Linked DNA regions of Homo sapiens: region 1 is linked to region 2. The links are chromatin loops, found by intact Hi-C in ENCODE. Cell type or tissue: CD14-positive monocyte. All regions are shown on one strand. Links, peaks and the distances in the headings refer to the core of each region. The heading gives the core; the rest is flanking DNA.

What was found. Peaks named below come from ENCODE experiments on the same cell type or tissue, not always from the same donor. Only the 100,000 strongest peaks of a DNase experiment are listed, where the experiment ranks them.
Region 1: a loop joins it to region 2, with 2.6 times the contacts of the local background. A loop is called at or near these places in 12 of 110 quality-filtered maps.

Annotation. Positions count from the first base shown.
Region 1 is chr18:2,761,483-2,773,876 of GRCh38, reverse strand. It overlaps SMCHD1 (structural maintenance of chromosomes flexible hinge domain containing 1), which reads right to left. Exons shown (of 48, transcript NM_015295.3): 36 at 11,641-11,772; 37 at 10,088-10,240; 38 at 4,057-4,183; 39 at 3,769-3,888; 40 at 2,259-2,344; 41 at 1,505-1,627. Among named protein-coding and RNA genes, the nearest start is that of EMILIN2, 79 kb to the left of the region's middle. In CD14-positive monocyte, for the core only: a CTCF peak has its summit at 7,398 (motif pointing left); no DNase peak of the experiment used is centred there.
Region 2 is chr18:2,687,851-2,700,244 of GRCh38, reverse strand. SMCHD1 (structural maintenance of chromosomes flexible hinge domain containing 1) reads right to left here. Exons shown (of 48, transcript NM_015295.3): 6 at 11,737-11,851; 7 at 11,498-11,617; 8 at 5,552-5,718; 9 at 3,123-3,213; 10 at 2,204-2,414. Among named protein-coding and RNA genes, the nearest start is that of SMCHD1, 38 kb to the right of the region's middle. In CD14-positive monocyte, for the core only: no CTCF peak of the experiment used is centred there; no DNase peak of the experiment used is centred there; H3K27ac peaks cover 1,732 bases.

The sequences.
Region 1 (12,394 bases), core at 4,124-12,123, 71 kb before region 2:
ATCTCGGCTCACTGCAACCTCCGCTTCCCAGGTTCAAACAATTCTTCTGCCTCAGCCTCCTGAGTAGCTGTGATTACAGGCACATGCCACCATGTCTGGCTATTTTTTGTATGTTTTATTAGAGACGGGGTTTCACCAGGTTGGCCAGGCTGGTCTCAAACTCCTGACCTCAGGTAATGCGCCTGTCTTGGCCTCCCAAAATGTTGGGATTACAGGTGTGAGCCAACGCGCCCGGACTATTCTAGTTTTATAATAAATGCCAGGAAGAGTATTTTTTAAGGAAGCGAGGGAAAAGACTAAGGATGACATGGAGGGACTGTAAAGTTTTCTCCTACTGGTTAGGGTAGGGTTTGTATTTCTGAGGGGACAAAAGAGAAACTATGTAAAACGAAATTTCAAAGATTTCCCCCAGATTTTCAAGACATGCAATGGGAAATATTTAAAAAGGAGACTTTAAAATACATTTCTCTTGCTAAAATTTATATGTTGGTAAAAATCTCACATATTGTCCAAGAATTTTGTATTGGATGAACTATTAAAATGTGGAAGCCATATATTTATATGCTTAGGATCAAAGAACTGCTTTTTTCTAAAAATTGGAATAATATTTTAAAACATTGTATATTAGCAACTTGTTTCCTAATACATAAATTTATATTTAACTTGAATTAAAATTCAATTTTTCAGTTTGCGGATCTGAGGTTTGGGTAATAACGTAACACGGTTTTGGTCATACACATTGCTACACGTTACCCCCTATTTTCAGTGGACAGTATATTTGTGAAGTTATAGGGCATATAAAAAAACTATCACAGACTTTAGAGTCAGAGAGACCTTGAGTCACATCTAAGCTCTGCCTTTAACTATATTTTAACAAGTTATTTGAGCTCCCTGAATTTCAATTTCTTTATGTATAAATGAGAAATACTACAAATAATAGTTCATATGGTGGTTACAAAAGTAGAATATACATGCAAAGGCAATAACCAAAGACTCCAGAGTCAGACTACTTGGGGTTTCACCCCTGGCTCTGCCACTTGCTATCTGTGCAACTCTGAGCAAGTTACTTGACCTCAGTTTCAGCTGGGCATGGTGGCACATGCCTGTAGTCACAGCTACTTGGGGGGCTGAGGCAGAAGGATCACTTGAGCCCAGCAGGTGGAGGGAGCAGCGAGCCACAGTCTTACCATCGTACTCCAGCCTGGGTGACAGACTGTCTCCCCCTCCAAAAACAGAGCTGCATGACATGAAAGCATCTCTAAGTAAACAACAAGCCTTGAACTAATAGATGTTAACAACTTTTGCCACAGCCCTCAATAGTAACATTACAGATTTCAGTTTTAAACTCTGCCAAATCCCTATTGCAATAATGAGAGCAGGTACTTTATTGGAAAGAAGTAAATTACAAAGAACCTGACACTTTTTTGTCACTTTTAGAAGACCCGTTTTAAACAAACAAGATAATAAAATGTACTGCCTTTCAAAAGGCTTAATAAACACAAACCTTTCCCAAAACATCTCCACTGCCTTTAGTATAGTTTGGAAGAGTACACGATCTTCTAGGTTTTTTCTTCAGTTCTTCTTGTTCTGATAGCTTTCTTTTCAGAAGTGCTTCAATGTGTGGCACCTATAATTTATAAAGAAAAATTAACTACAAGACCAATTACTCTTGAACCAGGCAGCCCATAATGACAGTGGAGAAAAATTAACAATTTAGATAACTAAAGAATATAAAGTTGGTAAGTAGGCATTATTAAAAAAAAAACTATCAGAAAATACACACACACACAAAGAAAACACAATTTTAAAAACCATGGTTATAGTAATATAAAGTTCCCACTTCACTGAATTTAAAAAAATCTTAGCCAAGAAATACACTACCTATAATAGGACTTCTCTTGAAACTGAGTTACACATATAAAAGAATATAAATTTTAAAAATCTAGATTGCTTTTTATTTTCTCTTATTTTGTTTACCATCACGTGTAGTGGTTATGCAGCCTTTTCAATGCAGTACTTGAACTGATGTATTATTAATTGCATTTATTGGTGTCATTACATTAAAAATACAAATTGCAATTTCTTTGAATAGAGCACTCTATCATTTTGTTAGTCATTTTTAATGTCTAGTGACGATAATGCACGTCTTTGTACCCTAAAACAACAATACTCAGAATTCCTAATAAAAACTGAATAATTGAGAAAATTGTAGAATAGACTTTAATAAAAAATCTTTCACGTATAGTTGGAAGCTGTACCTGTTGTGTTGTAGGAATGTCAATATTATGTATTTTTAGTTCATTTCGCAATTGGGCCTCTTTTAATCTTGCTTCTTCAACTTGACCTAAAATAAAAAACCAAAAATTTGCATCAATTTCTGATAGCCCCCAAATCATAGTTTTTGAAAAATATTTTAAAGTTCCTTTTGTTTTTTCCTTTTAATGTCTGTTGCTAAAATGAAAACTGATAGGTGACCATTTCAGAAATTCAAAATTAAACTATACATCTTAAGGCTCAATTCTGATATACAAAAATGAGAAAACAAAATTAATGCAACTAAAGGGAGATATGATATACTGCAAACTCCTAGTAATCTTGGATAAGTTACTTAATCTTAATCCACGAGTATACATAATTTATACATAATTGCACAAGGCTGTTCTCAAAGACTTTATAAAAACAATTTTTAGTGCTACACAAATGACATTATCTCACTACTAGATTTAGCTCCTATTATATTCTAAATATCCTTGATCTTGTGCAGGCATACACAAAAGTGAGTACTTTGAGGCAAGCGGTAAATATTTCTTGGTTAACTTGATCAAAATAACACAAGGCCAAAAACCTTAGCAAAAAAATATGACAAATGAAAAGGGAAGAGATGATAGAGCACAACTCAGAAAATGTCTTGTCTTTCAATTATATGAAACATTATTAAGAATTGCAGCAAACGTAGGCTGGGTGTGGTGGCTAACACCTGTAATCCTAGCACTTTGTGGGGGCCAAGGTGGGCAGATCACTTGAGGTAAGAAGTTCGAGACCAGCCCGGCCAACATGGTGAAACCCCGTCTCTACTAAAAATACAAAAATCAGCCAGGCGTGGTGGCATGTGCCTGTAATCCTAGCTACTTGGGAGGCTGAGGCACGAGAATCACTTGAACTTGGGAGGCAGAGGGTGCAGTGAGTGAGATCGTGCCACTGCACTCCAGCCTGGGCGACAGAGACTGTGTCTCAAAAAAAAACAAAAAACAGAAAACAAAACTAAACAAAACAAAACTGCAGCAAACTTTCTGTGAATTGACTCAAGAATAATTTACATATTTCAGTATCAGTGTGTGCTGCCCCAGATACCTCCATAGTATGACAAACTGCAGATGTTTGAAGTAAAATACAAACAGCTCATTACCCAAATGAAAAATTACATTACACATCACTCCCTTGGTGATATTATTATCCAGTATCTTTTGCCAGAAGCTAGAGCTAAATATAAACATTATTATTATGTAGAAAGCCTTAAATTTTCCACAGGTCCAGATTCCTAACAGAACGTGTTGATTTCTTTTAAGCAGGATACAAATTTATTTAAAATAAGAAATACTTCATCTTAAGAATTCTCAATGACAGTATCAACCATCATTACCACCTTTCTGAAACATTCTGTATTTTACTTGTAATTTAGGAAAGTGGAAGCTTGTTTGTGTATCACGATCTCACCTGCCTCATCATTCCCCAAAGCATAATTTTTGTCTTGAATACAAAATGACTTACATTTCATTTCATTAAGAAGCTGTTGGCTGGCTTCAAATAAACTTTTATACATAACAATAGACTGAGATAATTGGTCCTTTTCTTTTGTAAGTGCTGCCATTTGTTGCTGCTTCTTAACATCTAAGAAAAAAAATTGAGATAATTTAAATAATTTAAAAACTGACTTTTCTAAAATATGTCATAAAGTGGTTAGATAGCTAATAAACACCAAGTTAATGGAAAGCAAAACAAGGTTATCTAAAGTATCACTAACAACGGAGTTTAACCATTTATTTCCTAGAAACTTACCATTGTAAAACATGAACGGTAGGATATATGGTTCTAAGGTTCTTGATAAAAGTGGTAGCCGGGGCTCAAATACAATAAAATATTCAGTACTATCCCTTCCAGGACTACTTTCTGCCAGCACCAGACTCTGTACATATAAACAAACAATAGGGGAAAACAAGATTTAAAAAGAAAATTTACAACATATAAATGTTACATAACTCATTATGCTGTTTTCAAGTAAGTGGTTAATTTTAAAGGCCAAAGGCATAGGCTGATCCTTAAGATTCCATTAAACCATTATCACCACCACCACTACCCAAGACATACAACTTTTTACCTTCTGGTATTGGTTTGAAAGCCAAATGATCGTATCAATAAACAGCTTATGTGAAAAGTATATATGATAAAAAATTTCAAGAAAAAGTTATTTCCTTCACATTAGAGATGGCCACTTAAAATTTTGACCTGTAAAATCTTCTTGATTCTAACCTCTAAATTGAAAGCAGCATGAAAGAGCTGATAGTGTGAAAGTTATAAAAACAATCACAAAGCCCAATGCTGAGTTTAAGTTACAGCTGTTAACATGGAAATAGACCCATCAAAGTCCCAGGTGACAGAACAAGAGATTTTGAAAAGCTCTAAAGATTTTTTAAATTGTGTCTTTCTCATTAATGGATAAAAAACCTTTTGATATACTTTAAGACCAAAACATATAACTAGTAAATGACACAAATATATTTTTATCTGAAATGATTTTTTCACACAGTTCTAAGGGAAACGATAGTAGCTGTTTTTGTTTAGACTATAACAATACAATTTACAGAGAAGTAGTATTTTTAAAAAATCTAAATCGATATGGCACTGTAGGTCAATCCATGAAATAAAATTATAAATTACAGCTCACAGACTTTTTCCCAAAGAATATAGAATACAAGCCCACCATTAAACCAACTGCCAATCAGTTTCTGAATGTGGTTTTCAACAGACTTACATAAATGCAAACATGTATTTAAAAAATACTATTTGCATTTTAAAAATAAGTAACATATACTTTAGCAACTTGCTTTCAGCACTCGATTTGATCAATTCATGTGAATGTATAGATGCCAATTTAAAATTTATGTATAGTATAGTATATAGTACTATACTAGTAGTATAGTATATAGTACACTATATACTATACTATATACTGTATACTATATATACTAGTAGTATAGTATATAGTACACTATACTATACTACTCATTCATTGGGTGGCAAATATTTAGTATGTTTACAATTTTTAAACAATTATCTATAACATAGCAAAAATATATCTCCAAATGTTTCTCTGCAAATGTGTTTTCTGGGATGAATAATGAGAAGTATAAGTTTATTTTAAAAGGTAAGTATCAAATTTCCCTTATAAGAAGCTGTATCAATTTATCCTCTCACCAGCAGTATATGGGAGTGCCCAATTCCCCTTATGCTGGCCAACATTTAATATCAATCATATTTTTTTCTAAAAAGGGGAATTAAAAAGCAACCAGTCATTATTATTTTAACTAACATCTCCCTGAGTGGTACTGAAATCATGCTTCTTATGTTTACAGGTTATTTATATTTTCTTTTCCATTAATTGCCTGCTCATATTCTTTGCCCATTTATTTTTCTACCGGTTTGTCTTTTTTTTTTAATTGATTTGCAAGTAGTTCCTTAGGAGGTTTTAGAAATCTGTTCAATATATCAGTCCTTTAATTATATGTATCTAACATACAGTCATGCACCACATAACAATTCACTAACAAAGGACCACATGTACAATGGTGGTCCCAAAAGATTATAATACTGTATTTTACTATACCTTTTCTATGTTTAGATACACAGATACTATTATGTTAAAATTACCTACAGTGTTCAGTACAGTCACATACTGTACAGGTTTGTAGCCTAGGAGAAACAGGTTATGCTGCTGGGTGTGGTGGCTCATGCCTACAATCCCAGCACTTTGGGAGGCCGAGGTGGGTGGATCGTCTGAGGTCAGAGTTCGAGACAAACCTGGCCAACATGGTGAAACCCTGTCTCTACTGAAAAAACAAAAATCAGCTGGGTGTGGTGGGCACGCGCCTGTAGTCCCAGCTACTCGGGAGGCTGAGGTGGGAGGATTGTTTGAACCCAGGAGGCGGAGGTTGCACTGAGCCAAGAGTGCGCCAAAGCACTCCAGCCTGGGTGACAGAGCAAGACTCTGTCTCAAAAAAAAAAAAAAAAAAAAAAAGGAAATAGGTTGTGATATATAGCCCAGGTGTATAGTAGGCTATATCACCTAGGTTTAAGTATACTCTACGATATTTGCACAACAATGAAATCACCTGATGATGTATTTCTTAGAACATATGCCCGTCATTAAGTGATGACATGACTGCATACAGCAAAATCAATATTTCTCCTTAATTTACTACCTTAAAAACTTTTTTTTTCTACTACAGAATCAGATAATAAACCTGATTATCCAGTGTCAACAATTATCAACACATTGTCACTGTTCTTTTAATTCTGTTTAAGATATGCTTACGTACATAAAGTGTAACCTTTTTTTTTTTTTGAGACAGGGTCTTGCTCTGTCACCCAGGCTGGAATGCAGTGGCATAATCATGGCTCACTGCAGTCTCAACCTCTCAGGCTTAAGCTATCTTCCCACCTCAGCTGCCTGAGTAGCTGGGGCTATAGGTGCGTTGTCACCATGCTTGGCTAATTTTTAAATTTTTTGTAGAGATGGGGTTTTGCCATGTTGCCCAAGCTGGTCTTGAAATCCTGGGCTCCAGCAATCCTACCTTGGCCTCCCAAAGTGTTAAGGTTATAGGCATGAGCTACTGTGCCCCGCAGAAAGTGTAACTTTTAATGTAGTTAAATATAATCTTTTCCTTTTTATCTTGTTTGAAGAGGAATCTCCTATCTCAAAGTTTTATAGTTTTTAATCCCTGATGCATACCTACCAAGAAAAAAGGATAAACAGAATAACAGAAATGAAGAGTCCCAAACTGGATCCAAGTATAAACGGAAATTTGGCATATGAGAAACAAACAAATGCATATCAGAATGAAACTTAGACACTGCCATCAGAAATGTCCAGATCATGTAGGCAAATAATACAGTGAATCTGAATAGCACAATTAACAAACTTAAGCAACTACAAATTTAGATTGTAACTTTAAACAAAGCAATAATGTGGAACATTTACAAACATTGGTTGTGCTCTAGACCAGTGTTTCCTAAACTTCCCTAATGATAAGAATCACCTGCTTTTTAAAAATCAGATTCTAGAGCCCTGCTCCAGACATACTAAATCAATATGTGAGGCAGGAGCCAAGAAGGACTTGAGTTTTCTATTGATTCAGTGAGATATCAGGGTCCTCTAGTGGTAAGAGTACAATTTACATGCATGATGTGAAGAGATTTTTATATACAGCTGCTGGGGAATAGCTAAATCTCTTGTCTGAATCTCAGGAGTATATACAGCAGGTTTAGCAATTTCAAATGACCATAAGGGGGCCAAGAAAACTGGAGACAGGCCGGGCACGGCGGCTCACGCCTGTAATCCCAGCACTTTGGGAGGCCGAGGCGGGTGGATCACAAGGTCAGGAGATCGAGACCATCCTGGCAAACACGGTGAAACCCCGTCGCTACTAAAAATACAAAAAATTAGCTAGATGTGGTGGTGGGTGCCTGTAGTACCAGCTACTTGGGAGGCTGAGACAGGAGAATGGCGTGAACCCGGGAGGCAGAGCTTGCAGTGAGGGGCAATCGCGCCACTGCACTCCAGCCTGGGTGAGACAGTGAGACTCTGTCTCCAAAAAAAAAGAAAACTGGACATAGCTAAACAGGAAAACAGGTAAAGTTTTCTTTAGAAAACTTTCTTTAGAAAGAAGACTAGATGTCTTCTTCCAACACAAATCCACTCTGCATGTTAAGTATGTCTCCCCACTCCCCTTTGTTTTTCAACGTGGCTTTCATTACCTAATTTTTGTTAGAGCACAAGAAAATCTTACTTTATTCTCCACTATAATAAAAAAGGAAGAACAAGTGTGAATATAAGTGGTAAATACACATGTCCTCAATGTCAATAAATGAAAAGAAGTGGCATGGAAGCGGCTGACTGGAAACCAGACACACTGACAGGAGCAGTCACTGTTCAGGGTGCACATACAGCTGGCTAAGAGAATCCTCACCCAGTGTTGACAGATCTTTAGATTTCACCAAATAAATTAGAAATGCAGATTTTTATGTAAAAATTCCAGAACTTTAAATGTTGGAAACTAATTACAATGAAAATGCTGTACTGGTCAGTCACTGCCAGACCAATTGACAAGTCTTCAGGCCAGGTACAGCTGGCAGGCTCCTACCGTATAAGCCTAATTTTACTGAAACAATGTGATGCTGCAATGAGTTAGACACAGAAATGAACAACAACAAAAATACAAGAAAAGGTAACATTTCATATCTATTAGTACTGTTAGAATTACTGAAAAGATATCAAGAAAATTAATGGATTTGAAAAAGGGTCAATAAAATCCAGATATATCAAAAATTAAAGAAATTAAGGATATCAGAGATAGCACTGTGAATATGATCTGCCCCTCCAATATAAACAAAGGCAAGTTCTAAAAACAAAAGAACATCTCATGAAAAAGTACTTATATACCAAAGAGCACTAATATTTTTAAGAAAAAAATGAAAATTCTAAAAGAAATGGTCGGTAAACAATCTTAGAAAGATTAAAACCAAAAAATATTCGACAAAAATAAATTTTTAATCAGATACTTGGTTAGAATTTTTAAAAGTGTTCACACATATAGTGTTGCTAATATGAGTAAGATAGACATATACTTCTGGCAGGAATATAAACTGAAGAGCACTGGCAGTAACTACCAAAAGGCTTAAAATATGCATATCCTATCTCTAACGCATTCTGCTTCTAGTAATTTCTTAAAGAAATAATATATGCAAAAGGATATATAGTCATCCCTTGGTATCTGTGGGGTACTAGTTCCAGGACTCCCATAGATACTCAAATCCATGCATACTCACATCCCTGATATAAAATGGTGTCGTATTTGCATACAGCCTATGCACATACTCCATATACTTTGAATCATCCCTAGATTACTTAGTAATAACTACTAAAATGCTATGAAAATAGTTGTTGTATTGTTTATGGAATACTGACAAGAAAAATGTATGTATTCAGTACAGATGAAATTTTTTTCCTAATTATTTTTGAATCTACAGATGTGAAACCCACGGATATGGGGGGCTGACTATACATAGAAGAAAGCTAATGGAAGCACTGTTGATAAAAACAAACTTTAGAAAAGAACTAAATTTTCACTAAGGATTGATCAAATAAACTGTGGTCATTAATATACAATGATGTAGGCTTACTTTTACTAAGAATATATTAGAGATGTTGAACAAGAAAAGATTTTTATAAAGGCACAATTCTATTAATGAAATTTTACACCCTCCGAACATGTATATAAATCATATACACACATGGTATGCAGGCAGCATTAGTGTATATGCCGAAACTCTGGAAGGTAATACTAAGTTGCTAAGCATCTATTATCTCTGACAGGTGACAATATCTTGATTATTTATGGAGGTTCTTGCACTGTATATTTTTAAAATACAAATAAAACTATTTTCATTTTAGAAAAAAATGAGTAACAAAGACAAGTTGTTTAATTAAAATTTACCTGGGCTACATTTTTTGTTTCTATCCACATAACGGCAGCTTTTCAATGAAACATAAAACATCACGTACTGTCACTAAAGTTAAAAACAACTAGAATCAGAGAAAGCTGTTATCCCATAGGAAAAACGAGAGTCTTACTTATAAAGATCTTGGGTTCAATTTGTAATAGCAAAAACAGAAAATATTTCAGCTGACTTCCCAATTTAGTGCTATGATTAGAACATCTTCATAGCTATACAAAAGAAAAGGTGTCTTAATATGGTGGTTAAAAGCATTAAATACAGAAATTCTATCTACCAAAAGATATAAAAAATTTACCATGATTTCAGCCGAACCATTCACGAAGGGGAATTCAAGTGTTCTAACTTTCCCAATAAAAAGTGGGGTATCAGTATCTTCCTCATTAGAGCCTTTAATGGTGGCTATTATAGTGCCAACCAAATCAATTCCAGTATGGTTGTCGTAGTCATCCTTAAAACAAAAAATGGAAAACAATTAGAGAAACTGATGAGAAGATTAAACCCAGAGAAGAGCATGTACAAATCAGAAATAATACAGAGAGCCCCCAACATTAAATTATCTGGATCTTTCTTAGTCTAAGCACAAAATTCAGTTCTAAGTTTGAGTGTTCCACAGGCAAGAAATAGTTCCAGAAACCATAAAAGAACAAGAGACTTCAATACAACAGTTCCTACCTTACTAAATTACAAGGACTCCCATTTTAAAATATCACCTTTTCATGTACTTTTAGTACCTACAGATGTGAAAAAGTGCTTAATAAGTTATTATAAACTTGTAGTGACTTTAAATATTTTATTAACACCAGCAGCACCTGTATACATTTGAAAACCAATAGGCCTATATGTGTTTCTCACAATGTTCGGTGCTTATATGATATTCAAAGACCCTTGGAGTAATTCTATGGCACCGTTTACCCCAACAAGATGTTTTGGGAAAAGAAGAGATGTCTAGGGAAGAATAACCCATCATCTAAAACAGGAAAATAAACTGAAAGTAGACAAGCATCCCACCAACCAAATTTTCCATGAAGGTGCAGTCCCACTACTGTGTTTTACATGTTTTTGTTAATATTTTTGACAGCTGTGTTGCTGCTTATGCTTCATGAAATCTGCAGCCTTGGAGGAGCTCTGATTTTCTTTCTTAACTATGAGCAGTCATCAGAACAGATCTCTTTAAAAAAAATACTTATGTCCTTCAGTCCCCTCAGTGAACCGGACATTGAAGAGTCAATATAGTTCACACTCATTCGTGATAGATACACTAAACAGGTGAGTAAAGGTATGTATTAGAAAAGGTAGCAGCTGGGTGTGGTGGTTCACAGCTGTAATCCCAGCACTTTGGAAGGCTGAGGCAGGAGGATAACATGAGGTCAGGATTTCAAGACCAGCCTGGGCAACACAGCAAAACACAGCAAAACCCCACAGAAAAAAAATTTAAAACTAGCCAGGTGTGGTGCTGTGCACCTTGTGGTCCCAGCTACTCAGGAGGCTGAGGTGGGAGGACTGCTTGAGGTTGCAGTGAGCTATGATTGTGCCATGCTACTCCAGCCTGGGTGACAGAACAAGACCCTGTCTCAAAAAAAAAAAAAAAAAAAGGTAGGCAGATTGAGATTTCTGCATTTTGAGTCAGTTCTGCTTATTATTCTGAATTCATTTTATGTATAATGTTATATATTCTCTATTTGTATTCAAATACAAAGATATTTATAAATATTTAATTCATCTGCACAAGTTTTCCCTATAACCTTAATCAGAGTAACTGACAGAATCCATACAAATAATTTTGTACCCTAAAATCAAAGATAATTTTTCTTGTTACCCTTCGCAGTTTTGGAAGAAAATAAACATTACCGTGATACTAAGATGTAGATCTCTGACCAAGGTCCTACTGGCAACTGAGCGAACATTTGAAACAGCTGGTGTAGGTGGTTTAATTTTAGGTACTAACTTCACAGGTTGATTAGGCAGGACTTCAACTATAACCTTACAAAACAAAAGAGACATTCTGATTAACAATATATTGATGCTTTAGCATTTAAGAGGAAGGGAAGACATAACAATGGCACATACTAAATAAAATTAAATGTTACCTTCTAAAATTTATTTCCATTAATCTTTTAAAAGTAATCAATTTGCTTTTAAAATTCAGCATAAAAAAGTTAGGTCAGGTTAATTTTTGGATGTTTACAGCCATCTAAGAACAAACTTAGAGGTATTAAAAAACATAGGTAATCAAAAAAATTAGTATACCGACAGTTTTTTGTTTTTTTGAGACAGAGTCTCACTGTGACACCCAGGCTGGAGTGCAGAGGGGTGATCTCTGCTCACTGCAACCTCCGCCTCCTGGGTTCAAGCGATTCTCCTGCCTCAGCCTCCTGAATAGCTGGGACTACAGGTGTGCGCCCACCACGCCCAGATGATTTTTGTATTTTTAGTAGAGGAGGGGTTTCACCATATTGGCCAGGCTGGTCTTGAACTCTTGACCTCAAGTGATCTGCCCACCTCGGCCTCCCAAACTGCTGGGATTACAGGCGTGAGCCACTGCACCCAGCCTATACCAACAGTATTATATGTAGATGTGTATTTAAACTGCCTTGAACATCAC
Region 2 (12,394 bases), core at 1,358-9,357:
AAAATCCCTCCTTCCTACAAATATAGGAGCTTAAATCCCGTATCTAAAACAGTTTCACAATTTTATCAGAACTAGTATGTTCACATGAAAGTCATCTGAGAAATCTATGACATCTAATAGCAGCGAGTTTACCTAGTTTGAACAAATTAGTGAATGATGCTAAAATTAAGTTTACTTTTTAGAAATTATTTTCAGATTCAAGTAAGCATGAAAAATGTACACAGAACTGTAAGACATGTTACTATGCATCAAGAGCATTAATTTGCACAATTGTCTATAATCTTATGTTTATTAGCAACACACTCTCGTGTATCCAGATAAATTAGGATTAAACAATGTGATCCTGACATATTAACACCTCAGCTACCCTGGAATTAGTTTACCCACCTAAAACAAAACCTTCTCCCTAAAAGCCCTCACAAGAAGTCCCTTATATAAAAGCTGCTTTCAATCAAACAAAATCACTTTGCTCTTAGAGGAGAATCCCTCTGATTGATCACTCAACTTACTTGCTCTTCTTTTTAAGGCAGCATTTGAAAAAAATTATATCTTTTTGTCTATTAGCACACAAAAATTGGAAACAGCAAATTTAAGAGGTCAGAGATGGCCAGGCACAGGGGCTTACGCCTGTAATCCTAGCACTTTGGGAAGCTGAGGTGGGAGGATTACCTGAGCTCAGAAGTTTGAGACTACCCTTGGCAACATGACAAAACCTTGTCTCTAATAAAATACAAAAAATTAGCCTGGCATGGTGGTGGGCACCTGTAGTCCCAGTTACTCAGGAGGCTGATCCATGAGAATTGCTTGAACCTGGGAGGCAGAGACTGCAGTGAGCCTACATTGTGTCACTGCACTCCAGCGTGTGTGGCAACGCAAGACTTTTGTCTCCAAAAAATAAAAAACAAAACCAAAAAGGCCAGTGGAGCCACTGAGTAACAATATGTACTGGGCAGGAGCACTTAATAAATAGTGTTGAGCACTATTCTGAGAAGTTGCCCCAGTTTTTAAATTTGATCTTCACAACACCCCTATGAGGTGTGAACTACCCATTTCCCAGGTAAGGAAACTAAGGCAGGGAGTAGTTTGTCCAACAGAAAGTGGCAAAGATGGGATTCGAATCAGGATCTCTGGTTGCAGGCCCTAGAAAACCAAGAATGTACTAAGGAAGTATTCTGAATGAAAAAGTTTAATATTGTTAACCTATAAATTCAATGCAATCCCAATAATCTCACTAGAATTACTTCAAGTGAATGTACAAAGCTGATTCCAAAATTATCTAGAAGAGCAAAAGTATTCTCAAAAAGGAACAATAGTGAAAATGTTTTTTCCCAAAGATACCAAATTACAAGATAAAGCTACAAGACAGTATCATTACTCATATTAAAAAAAAATAAAATAGTACTTTATAGTAAAGAATCTAGACCTATGTACTTATGGGAACTTTGTATTATACAAGTTCTAACTCTTGGGTAAATTATAACATTCAATAACTGGTGCTAAGAAACTGAATATGAATACCACATAGAAAATAATTGTTAAATCCCTATCTCTCTACTGGGGGGGGAAAAAAAGGTGGGGGCCAGGTGTGGTGGCTCACACCTGTAATCCTAGTACTTTGGGAGGCCAAGGCAGGAGGATTGTTTCAGGCCAGGATCTTAAGACCAGCCTGGGCAACACGGCAAGACCCCATCACTCAAAAATTTAAATAAATAAATAAAACCCCACCTTGCTCTACATACAAAAAAGAAAAACACAGATGCATTGACCATAAAATGACAACAAAAACAAAAAAGCTACAGATTTATATAATTTTGAGATGTAAAAAGCCTTTCTACAGTAAGACAAAATCAGAAAGCATAAAGAAAAAGTTAGTAAATATGACTGCATAAAGTGTAAAACTGCAACAAGGATAAAGAGAAGACAAGGGAACATATAAAGGATTAATACGCATACATATCTAAAAGTTTGGTTTCGTAACAGAACTAAAAGAAGAGTTCATTAAAGATTTATTCATCTAGAAATGAATGTACACAAAAATCAGGAATTACAAAAATTACAAATACCTAACAATCTAAGACTTGCATAAGAAAAAATTTAATATTTATCTAACCTGAATAACCCAACCGATAATCATTTAGAAAAACAAATCACTGTCCTAAATTACAACTTCATATTTTATAACTAAGATAACAGATTAACATACTTGATGGAAAGCATGGATCATCAGGGTAAGTTTCTCTATCATATAAGAATGGATGATAACGGATAATCCCTTCCACTACACCATCTCCTTCAACATGAGCTTTGAATTCAAAACTATCAGCTGCTGTGTTTACATACAACGTCTGCATGTCGTCTTGTATTTCCCTTAGGTTGACAATCTTAGGTACCTTCCCTTTTTCAAACATAGAAATCTAAAATAAAAAGGAAACAAAAATAATTAAATTCTATGGTAACTTTACTTTTGTTCTCAGCTATGATTCAACAACAGAATAAGTAAAAATTATGTTTATTTGTACAAGTAACAATCTGGCTTAATGAAATACATATATTTACATATGAGTTAAACAGCTTTAAGTAGCATCTCAATAAGGAACATACTACTAAAAAATATAAAGTAAGCAAAGAAACAGCAAATCAGAGCTGAAGGACAGAAAAGTCATGAGTACATTTAATTCGAGGTTTCTTGCTAGAGGTAGGAAGTGGGACAACATCGTATGTGAAATTCTAACGTGTGGGTTAGAGGATTGAGAATCCAATACTCAAATGCTCTGTGCTGCTAAACCTTGTCACCACGATATAACTTCTACAAACAAAAGGAAAGCTACATTATCTCCCTTTTCCTCCATGCTTCAAGAGATGATTGATGTTCAGTAACAATGCATAGCTCCACAGAAGAGAGACAAAAAAAGATAAACCAAGCCTACAGTAAATAAAGGTTTGAGAAAAATACATCTAGGAATAATCTCTTTAGTTGGATATCAAACAATGAAAGTAGTTTGGTAAAAAACAAGGAGAGAGAAGTTGTCTAATTATCAAGTGTTTTTTATTATCCTGAGTCATTTGGAACTGGAACAAATATCTCATAATTTTTATTATTTTAAGATGGATTTTTCTCTTACTTCAATATCAATATTGTTGAAAGGTTCAACTTCTTTTGATGTTCGTATTTCATTTCCTTTTGGGCCATGAATATAGTAGTGATAAATATGCCTAAAATAGAGAAGAATAATTTTATACTTTTAATTCACATAAAATTATAGTTAATGTAATCTTCTATCAAAATATTTTAACACTATTTACTAGGTATCAAGCACTTTATTAAGCATTTTAAAATACATATTCCATTTAATGGTAAAAACAATTGAGATGCAGGTATTACTGCATCTCATTTTACAGATATAGAACCTGGGGTGCAAGAAGTGTATGTAAGTTATCTGACATCACAGAATAGAGTTAGGGAGCCGTGGGCTTCAACCCAGACCTTTCCAACTTCAAAGACCACATACACCACTTCCAAGAGGAATAATTCATCAAATAAATATAAACTAGACAGCAAGAGTCTATAATTCTACTTACCAGGTACGTTCCAGAAAGGACTCAATTATCGGTGGTAAACTGGATTAGGTATCTAATCTCAATAAGAGAATACCATTCCAGAACAGCAGTCCCCAACCTTTTTGGCACCAAAACCAGTTTCATGGAAGACAATTTTTCCAGAGATGGGAGTTGAAGGGGGGTGATTTGGGATGAAAATGTTCCACCTCAGATCGACAAGCACTAGAGTCTCATAAGGAGCACGCAATATCTCACATGCACAGTTCACATTAGGGTTCGTGCTCCTATGAGAAATCTAGTGCTGCCAGTGATCTGACAGGAGGCGGAGCCAGGTGGTAATGCTCACTCGGGCCCACCACTCACTGTGGGGCCGGGTTCCTAAAAGGCCACAGATGGGTACCAGTTCACGACCGGGGCGTTGGGGACCCCTGTTCTAGAACATTCATCTCTCCTCTCCTATAGCACTGAGACAATCTTACCCTAAGATTCCAAAAACAAAACTAGTAAGTTTGACACCATCTCACTGAAAACCAACATTTTGGAAATAACACCTCTTTATTTTTTCAGAAAAGGTTAAAAAAGATTATATTTTGGTAACATTGTTCAGGATTATAAAATACCACGTCTTTATTCGTGAAATAGAAATTTGCAATATTTCTTCATAATCCTTCATTAGAGCAAGAGTATATTTAAATTATGTGTTAATGTACACTGAGTTCCTTCAATAAACTATAAAATAGCTAATAAAATATGTACTTGAAGAAAACTGCAAAGTCCTACTTAAATACCTTGGGTAACAGGGATAATAAACAACTTCAACAAGAAAAAAGGTATTCCTAAAACCAAATTTATTTTCCCATAAAAAAATTTTAAAATTCTCTTAGCGTATAATTACGTATAAAATTGAGACTCTCAAGAACAATAGCCTTTTGGGTAAATGTAAAAAGATACATTTTTAAAATATGAATTTTGAGCAGATGTACCCATTTTGCAAGTCTCAGTAATTCATACTAATGCAAATTAGGGAAACAATACAGTAAATCGTATGTATCACATAGCTATAAAAAAAAAATTTTAGGCCGGGCGCGATGGCTCACGCCTGTAATCCCAGTACTTTGGGAGGCTGAGGTGGGTGGATCACCTGAGGTCAGGAGTTCAAGACCAGCCTGGCCAACACGGCAAAAACCTGTCTCTACTAAAAATACAAAAATTAGTTGAGTGTGGTGGCACGCGCCTGTAATCCCAGCTACTCGGGAGGCTGAGGCAGGAGAATCACTTGAACCCAGGAGGTGGTGGTTGCAGTGAGCCAAGAGTGCGCCATTGCACTCCAGCCTGGGCAACAAGAGTGAAACTCCGTCTCAAAAAAAAAAAAAAAAATTTTTTTTTAGAGCCATTAAATAACTATTCCTCTGATTTGGTCTAATGGAATATAGAGTCCCTACAAGTGTTACTGGAATAAAAACACAATGATTATTTTCAGTACTAATGTCATATAGGCACATATGTACGTATATTTTTTATTTTAATAGGCTTGATGCATTCATTCACTTGATAAACATTTGAGCATCTACCATGTAGCAAGTATTCTTCTAGAAGACATTGGAGATACAGCAGTGAATTTAACAACAAAAATAAATATATATGGTATGGAAGATTACGACAGGTCCTATGGAAAAGAAGCACAAAACGGGGTCATGGAAGTGATATAGTGCTCAATCTGACAAACTGTGAAGTTCTTTTTTAATTTTATAATATTGTCAAAATCCTGTGCCTCAAATAATGCTCAGTACACTAGAGGTGATCTATAAATATTTACAGAATAAATGAATAGAGAGCTGTTTTAACACCAATATCAGAGTACTGGATAATACTAAAGGGAAGAAAATGAGACAGGAGCAAAACGGATACCAAAGAGGCTTCAATATATCTGTAATGTTTTCTGCCTTAAAAAAGTTAAGTAGCAACATTTCCTAAGCCAAATATAATTACTTACGCTAACTGTCGTGTCCAAAGGTGGAAATAATTTTTCAAGTACTGTATGTGTTCTGGTTGTACCCCTGTGATAACCACAGCAGTAAAGCTATCTTTTTCCTTCTCCTCTATGATAAGATGATGTAGAAATCTTTCATCATCATTTGTAATGTGAACAGAATCAGAGGGCTACAAGAGTGAACAGAAATACAACAGATTAAATCATCTAAATTATAATTATACAAATAGCTATTGCATCAAATTTTAATGTGATTTACTTGGAGTTTCACAAATAGGTTTCAGAAAAGCTTTGGAGGAAACTGGCCCAATACAACAAACTGGCTGAGTATGTGACAACACTGTGAAGACAAGGGAACTTTCACACAGACTGCTAAACTAGCATGCATAAAGAGCACCCTATCTTATAATGCTAAACCGATTTTAGAATCATAAACGAAAAGGTAAAGACAAATACTGAGTTTTAAAATGCCTTAAAAAATTGAGGACACTTACCCCTAGGGTAGAATGAACGCTTGCTTGGGAGACCTACCACTTAACTTGGTCAGGACCAATGCCCAGCCCTCCATGTTCAAGAAAACTACAGGGCAGGCTGGACCCAGCTAGCTAAGCCCAAACACATAGTGCTTAAAAGTAAAATCATCCTGGACACCAACCCACTTTCAGAGAATATCTAAAACTTATGGAAGGGAGTTAGTAGGGGAATTTGAGGATAAAATTACAAACTTCTCCATCTGTAGTATGAATCTATGTTTTAAAAAATTGCAGGCCGGGCGTGGTAGCTCACTCCCGTAATCCCAGCACTTTGGGAGGTTGAGGCGGGCAGATCACCTGAGGTCAGGAGTTTAAGATCAGCCTGGCCAACAAGCCGAAACCCCATCTCTACTTAAAATACAAAAGTAGCCAGGCGTGGTGGTACACGCCTATAAACCCAGCTACTAGGGAGGCTGAGGCAGGAGAATCGCTTGAGCCCGGGAGGCTGAGGTTGCAGTGAGCCAAGATCGCGCCACTGCACTCCAGCCTGGGCAACAAGCATGTCTCAAAAAACAAACAAACAAACAAACAAACAAACAAAAAACATGGTATGCACGCATGCGCGTTTGTGTGTGTATTCATATACAGTCATATGTCACATAACATTTTTGTCAACAATTGACTGCAGTGGTCCCATAAGATGATACAGTATTGTAAAATTAGTGTACCTTTTCTATGTTTAGCTACACAAATATTTACCATTCTGTTACAACTGCCTGGGGTAACAAGCTGTACAAATTTGTAGACTAGGAGCAGTACCCTATACCATATAGCCTAGGTGTGTAGCAGGCTATGCCATCTAAGTTTGTATAAGTACACTCTATGATGTTCACATAGCAACAAAATAACCTAATGACACATTTCTCAGAATGCATCCCTGTCCTTAAGTGATAGGAGACTATATCTACTGTGTATGTTGCTATATACATTATAAAACTGTGGAAATAAAAACAGACTAAACTATTCTATCTAGGAAATCAAGTTGATTTTTAAAAATAAGTATGTATGATTACTTGCTTAATTAAAAAGTGTTACAGCTCTTTCAGAATTTGTCTATCAAATTCTAAAATTTCTGATTTAAAAAACAATAAATCCTTAAGACCATACCCCTTCAAAACCATTATAATGCATCTCTATACACTAATTGCTAATATCACAGCTACAATATATACAAGTAACATTTCATATACTTTGAGTCAGGAGATTAGTCTGAATTTACTAACGATGCAAATTCATTATCCAAATATTTATCAAGCATCTTCTGTAAGTCCTATGCCTCAACTTGGGCCTGAGAAAGATAGGTTCAAGATAAATAAGACAGTGCCTTTGTGCTCTACAAATTCCATCTGGTAGGAGATGAAAAAACAAATGATTACAAAACAATATGCTATTATGTATGAAGATATGAACCAAGAGCTACAGAGGTAAAACGAGGGTGACAGTCACCCAGCAGATGACTGAATAATAACATTCCAGACAAATGAGAACATGAATTCAAGAGCATAAAGGAAACAAGGTAGTTTTAGGACATACGATAAACATGATAAAAGATGAAGCGGGATGGCTGAATTAGAGCAGTGGAAAGTGGGTGGAAGAGAGGATAGATGAAAGAAAATAATATAAAAGACAAAATTAAATGTGCTGAATGATTAACAAAAAGGATTACCAACTTTAACTGCATGGCTAGTGGATGCCAGTAATTGTAAAGGGTAGTTGAGAGGAAGACAGGAGAAGGAGAGAATAAGAAAGGTTTACGGATAATATTTGATCTCTTTCTTTTAAGAGACATGGTCTCTCAATGTTGCCCAGCTGGTCTTGAACTCCTGGGCTCAAGAGATTCTCCCTCCGCAGCCTCCCAAACTGCTAGGATTACAGGCATGAGCCACTGTGCCCAGCCAATATTTGACTTCAAAGGTACCAAAAGTGAGTTACTCCTCGAACACCTAAGAAAGAACATCTAATTGAACCTGGAAATGAGTGTACTGGATATGATCAGTTGGTATTCATCACCCATTCCTACCACCTTTTACTGTACTCTCTTGGGCTGCAGAGGTTGGAAGGCAAAAAAATACTGTTTGGATTGTGGATGCAAATTAGTTTTCACCAATTAGATGTACCAGCCAAAATGTGGATGCCAAAAATGAAGCAGAGGCTATTTCCTGAAGTTTTTTAAAAGTTTTGTGTTATCACACAAGGCACTGAAAGATCAGTAACCAGGTTTCAGGTTTAAAGTGTCAAAAGGCCACTGCAGCCCTAGTTATGGCCAGAAACTCTGTTTTCCAGTTTTGGAGCAATTGTGGCAGTGAGATCATTCCAACTCGTGGATCACAGATACAGCAGCGAGTTCCTGAATCCCAGACCCAGTGGTGGTCCTCTAACTGAATGATTATAGCAAATGTTGCAGCATCCCTCCAGGATAACTTCAGATTCCTGGCATCATTCTAGAAGGCTTAGCCCATAATTCATTCCTTTGGCCCTTCCAATAATCAGGTAAGCATCTAATTCCCTCTATTAAATATTTTCTGTTAAAAGGCCCAGGATGGTCTGTTTCCTTTACTGAAGCTAGCATGATTCAGTGTCTCAGTATTGAGAAAAGTTTTCACACGAAACACAGATTTGAGAGCTTTTGACATAAGTAGCAAATAACACATCTTTAGAAAAGGTAAGACTGTTGACTATAGAACAAGAACCACCAATTCCACCCACATTCTGAAAACTGCTCACAGATCAGAGATAGAAGTCCAACAAAAATAGGCTGGAAAAGACTAGTCAGAAAAGGAAACAGACCAGGTACTTGTTGGTACCCAAGAAATGTTTGTTGGGAAGAACTAAGCACAAAACACAGAAAAGGCTGGCAGAAAAATGGTGCTCCAAGAGACACAGTTGTATACAAGCTTTGTAATATGCACACAGTTTTGAAAACCACCTAAATTCTCAATTCCTATTTTTCACCAGTTTTATCATGGCAAGTAATATTTCCACCATTATATTTTATAGGGCTCTGTGGTGGTTAAGACAAGATGGAATACTGTTATGTAAAAATATCAAAATATGCAATTTGTTAAGTAAATGAAACAAAGAAAAGAAAGTAATGTCCTGCACAAAGGGTATATTAAGTTATCGAGAAAATAAAAGTGGATAATAAAATGGAAAAAAAAAATCCAACCCATCAACTAATGAAAGAAAAGGTTTTTTTTTTTTTTTTCAATTATCAAATGGCCAACATTTTGCTGCCCTCTCCCCTTCTCATTCTTTTGAAAAATAAATGATCAGAAATGTGCTTCCATACAGTTGTTGGAAGTGTATGTGACTTTGGGTTTAACCTTTCTGACAAGCAGTTTTGAAATACATGCCATGAACATTTAAAAAGTTCAAATTCAGGCTGGGCGTGGTGGCTCACACCTGTAATCCTAGCACTTTGGGAGGCCGAGGTGGGCGGACTGCCTGAGGTCAGGAGTTTGAGACCAGTCTGGCCAACATGGTGAAACTCCATCTCCACTAAAAAAAAAAAAAAAAAGAAAAAAATTAGCCAGGTGTGGTGGCATGTGCCTGTAATCCCAGCTACTCAGGAGGCTGAAGCAGGGGAATTGCTTCAACCAGGGAGGCAGAGGTTGCAGTGAGCTGAGATCATGCCACTGCACTCCAGCCTGGGCAAGAGAGTGAGACTCTGTCTCAAAAAAAAAGTTCAAATTCATTACCACAGCTATTAAAATTATAACAATCTAACCTAAGAAAAAAATCTGTAATTCAGGTAAGATGTTATGCAAAGATACTCATCGCAATGTCTTTACAATTACTGTAAAATCCTTTAAATAAGCCAAATGCTCAACAGAATCATGAAATTATGTTACATTCATTGAAGGAAATGTTATAAAGCTACTAAAAACCATTGTGTATCAAAATATTTTATAATGGGGAAATACTCAACATGTTAATTTTTTAAATGTGGGATCAAAACTATTAAGTATATATTTTAAAAAGCTGAATTAGAAGGAAATTCACCAAAATGTTTCAGTAGGCTTCTCTAGGACTTGGGAGTATTTTTATCTTCCTTAGGCTTTTCTATAAAGTTTCCTACAAGTTGTTTTAGAATCAGAAAGCCAAATTTTTAAAAGTTCAAAATTACCTTTTAAAAATTTTTTATTGTTTTTGAGACAGTCTTGCTCTATCGCCCAAATTGGAATGTAGTGGCATGATCATAGCTCACTTGCAGCTGGGCTCAAGTGATCCTCCCACCTCAGCCTGCTGAGCTGCTGGGACTACAGGCGCACACCACCACACCCGGCTTTTTTTTTTTTTTTTTTTTTTTTTAGTAGAGACAAGGTCTCCTATGTTACAGAGGCTGGTCTTAAACTCCTGAGTTCAAGCAATCCTCCCACCTCAGCTTCCCAAAGTACTGGTATTACAGGACTGAGCCACCATGCCCAGCCCAAAATCACTTTAAAATAAATATTTTCCCGTAATCCCAACACTTTGGGAGGCCAAGGTTGGAAGACTGCCTGAGTCCAGGAGTTCGAGGCTGCTGTGAACTGTGATAGCACCACTACACTCTAGTCCAGAGGGACAGAGTGAGACCCCATCTCTTAAAATAGTAAGTAAACTAACTTATATATTAAAGATTTTAGATTAAAAATCATGTTTCAGGCTGGGCGCGGTGGCTCACGTCTGTAATCCTAGCACTTTGGGAGGTTGAGGCAGGCGGATCACTTGAGGTCAGGAGTTCAAAACCAGCCTGGCCAACATGGTGAAACACTGTCTCTACCAAAACTACAAAAAAAATTAGCAGGGCATGGTGGCAGGCACCTGTAATCCCAGCTACTCGAGAGGCTGAGGCAGGAGAATATCTTGAACCTGGGAGGTGGAGGTTGCAGCGAGCTGAGGTTGCGCCACTGCACTCCAGCCCAGGAGACAGAGTGAGACTCCATCTCAAAAAAAAAAAAAAAGAAAAAAAATCATGTTTCAAACAAAGAAGAGTTGAAGGAATATACAATAAATATACCATTTACTTGCCACCAAGATTCAAATTTGTTAACATTTTGTCTTATGAACACAAGAATTTCAATGCAAACTTGTAAGAGCAATCTCTCATTTATTTCTCTAGAGGTCCAATTTCCTGAAAGTCCATTACCCTGTTACTGTTTTTCTACTCTATAATTTTATTATACAACAAAGATTTTAAAACCCAAATTCAGACCAGGGAAAAAAGCTTACAATCCTACAAGCAATTTACAGAAAGCTTAGTAAGCTTTATGAGACAACTTGTCTGAAGATTTTTGGCTTGAGAAAGCCCATTTTTGTTATTATGACTAAAGGAAAGGGTAACTCATTTTGAAAATTTCATACTTTCAAGTTAAGTTCTGTCCCACCGTCTATCCAAAGGAGTAAATTTATAATTATGAGTTAAAATGTATTGTACCTTTCTGTTTCTAATATATCCACTATATATTGCCTCTTTATTTTTCTCCTTCTTCTCAAAATCTTCTTTAGAAAGCACAAGCTCGTGAACATCTTGGGAATCTGCAGGTTTGCTTATCATCTGTTAAATATTAAAAAGAGTACTTTTTAAATTCCTAATAAACTGGTTAATGCATTTAGACAGAGTCAACTTCAAAATATTTTGATCAACTTTCATTTATAAGAAATCTTTTTACTTACTCTGGCTGATTGTCCAACAAAGAAGACAGCTTGCTTGCCCCCAACACCAAAATAGGAAATATCACTATTTAAACTGCGTGGCACTGGTACTGGACGAACATATCCTGAATGATCACTAAAATAAAACATTAATGCAGTGATTTTAAACAAGCTAGTTAAGTGTCAAAAGAAACTTTCATTGCACTTGTATTCAGTGTTAATAAAATGATCACGCCTGCAAACACCCCTAACTGAAAGGTGAAATAATCAGTGTCAAGACATCTACTCCAGTGCATCTCAAAGTGTAGTCCCCAGGCCAGATGCATCAGCTTTAGCTGAAAACTTTTAAGAAATGCAAACTCTTGGGCTCAATCCTACTAAATCAGAAAATCTCTCAGCAAACAGGACTAAATAAGTATTTTTATTATCCTCATGCCTCTAAAACTTTCCTTCAAAACTGTTTGCTACTTCAAAACTTGCTAAAATATTGTCTGAAGAATAATGGTAATTAGAGCAAAGGAGAGTCTCACTTCCATATATCATGATAAATGAAGAGCTCTGAGGGAACAGTGCACCATAACAATATTCTGAAGAAGAGGCATCACTGGTCTTTCAAAATGTAGGCAAAGTCTCCGGGGACATCATCCCCCATTATCAGAAATAAACAGAATGAAGGTGA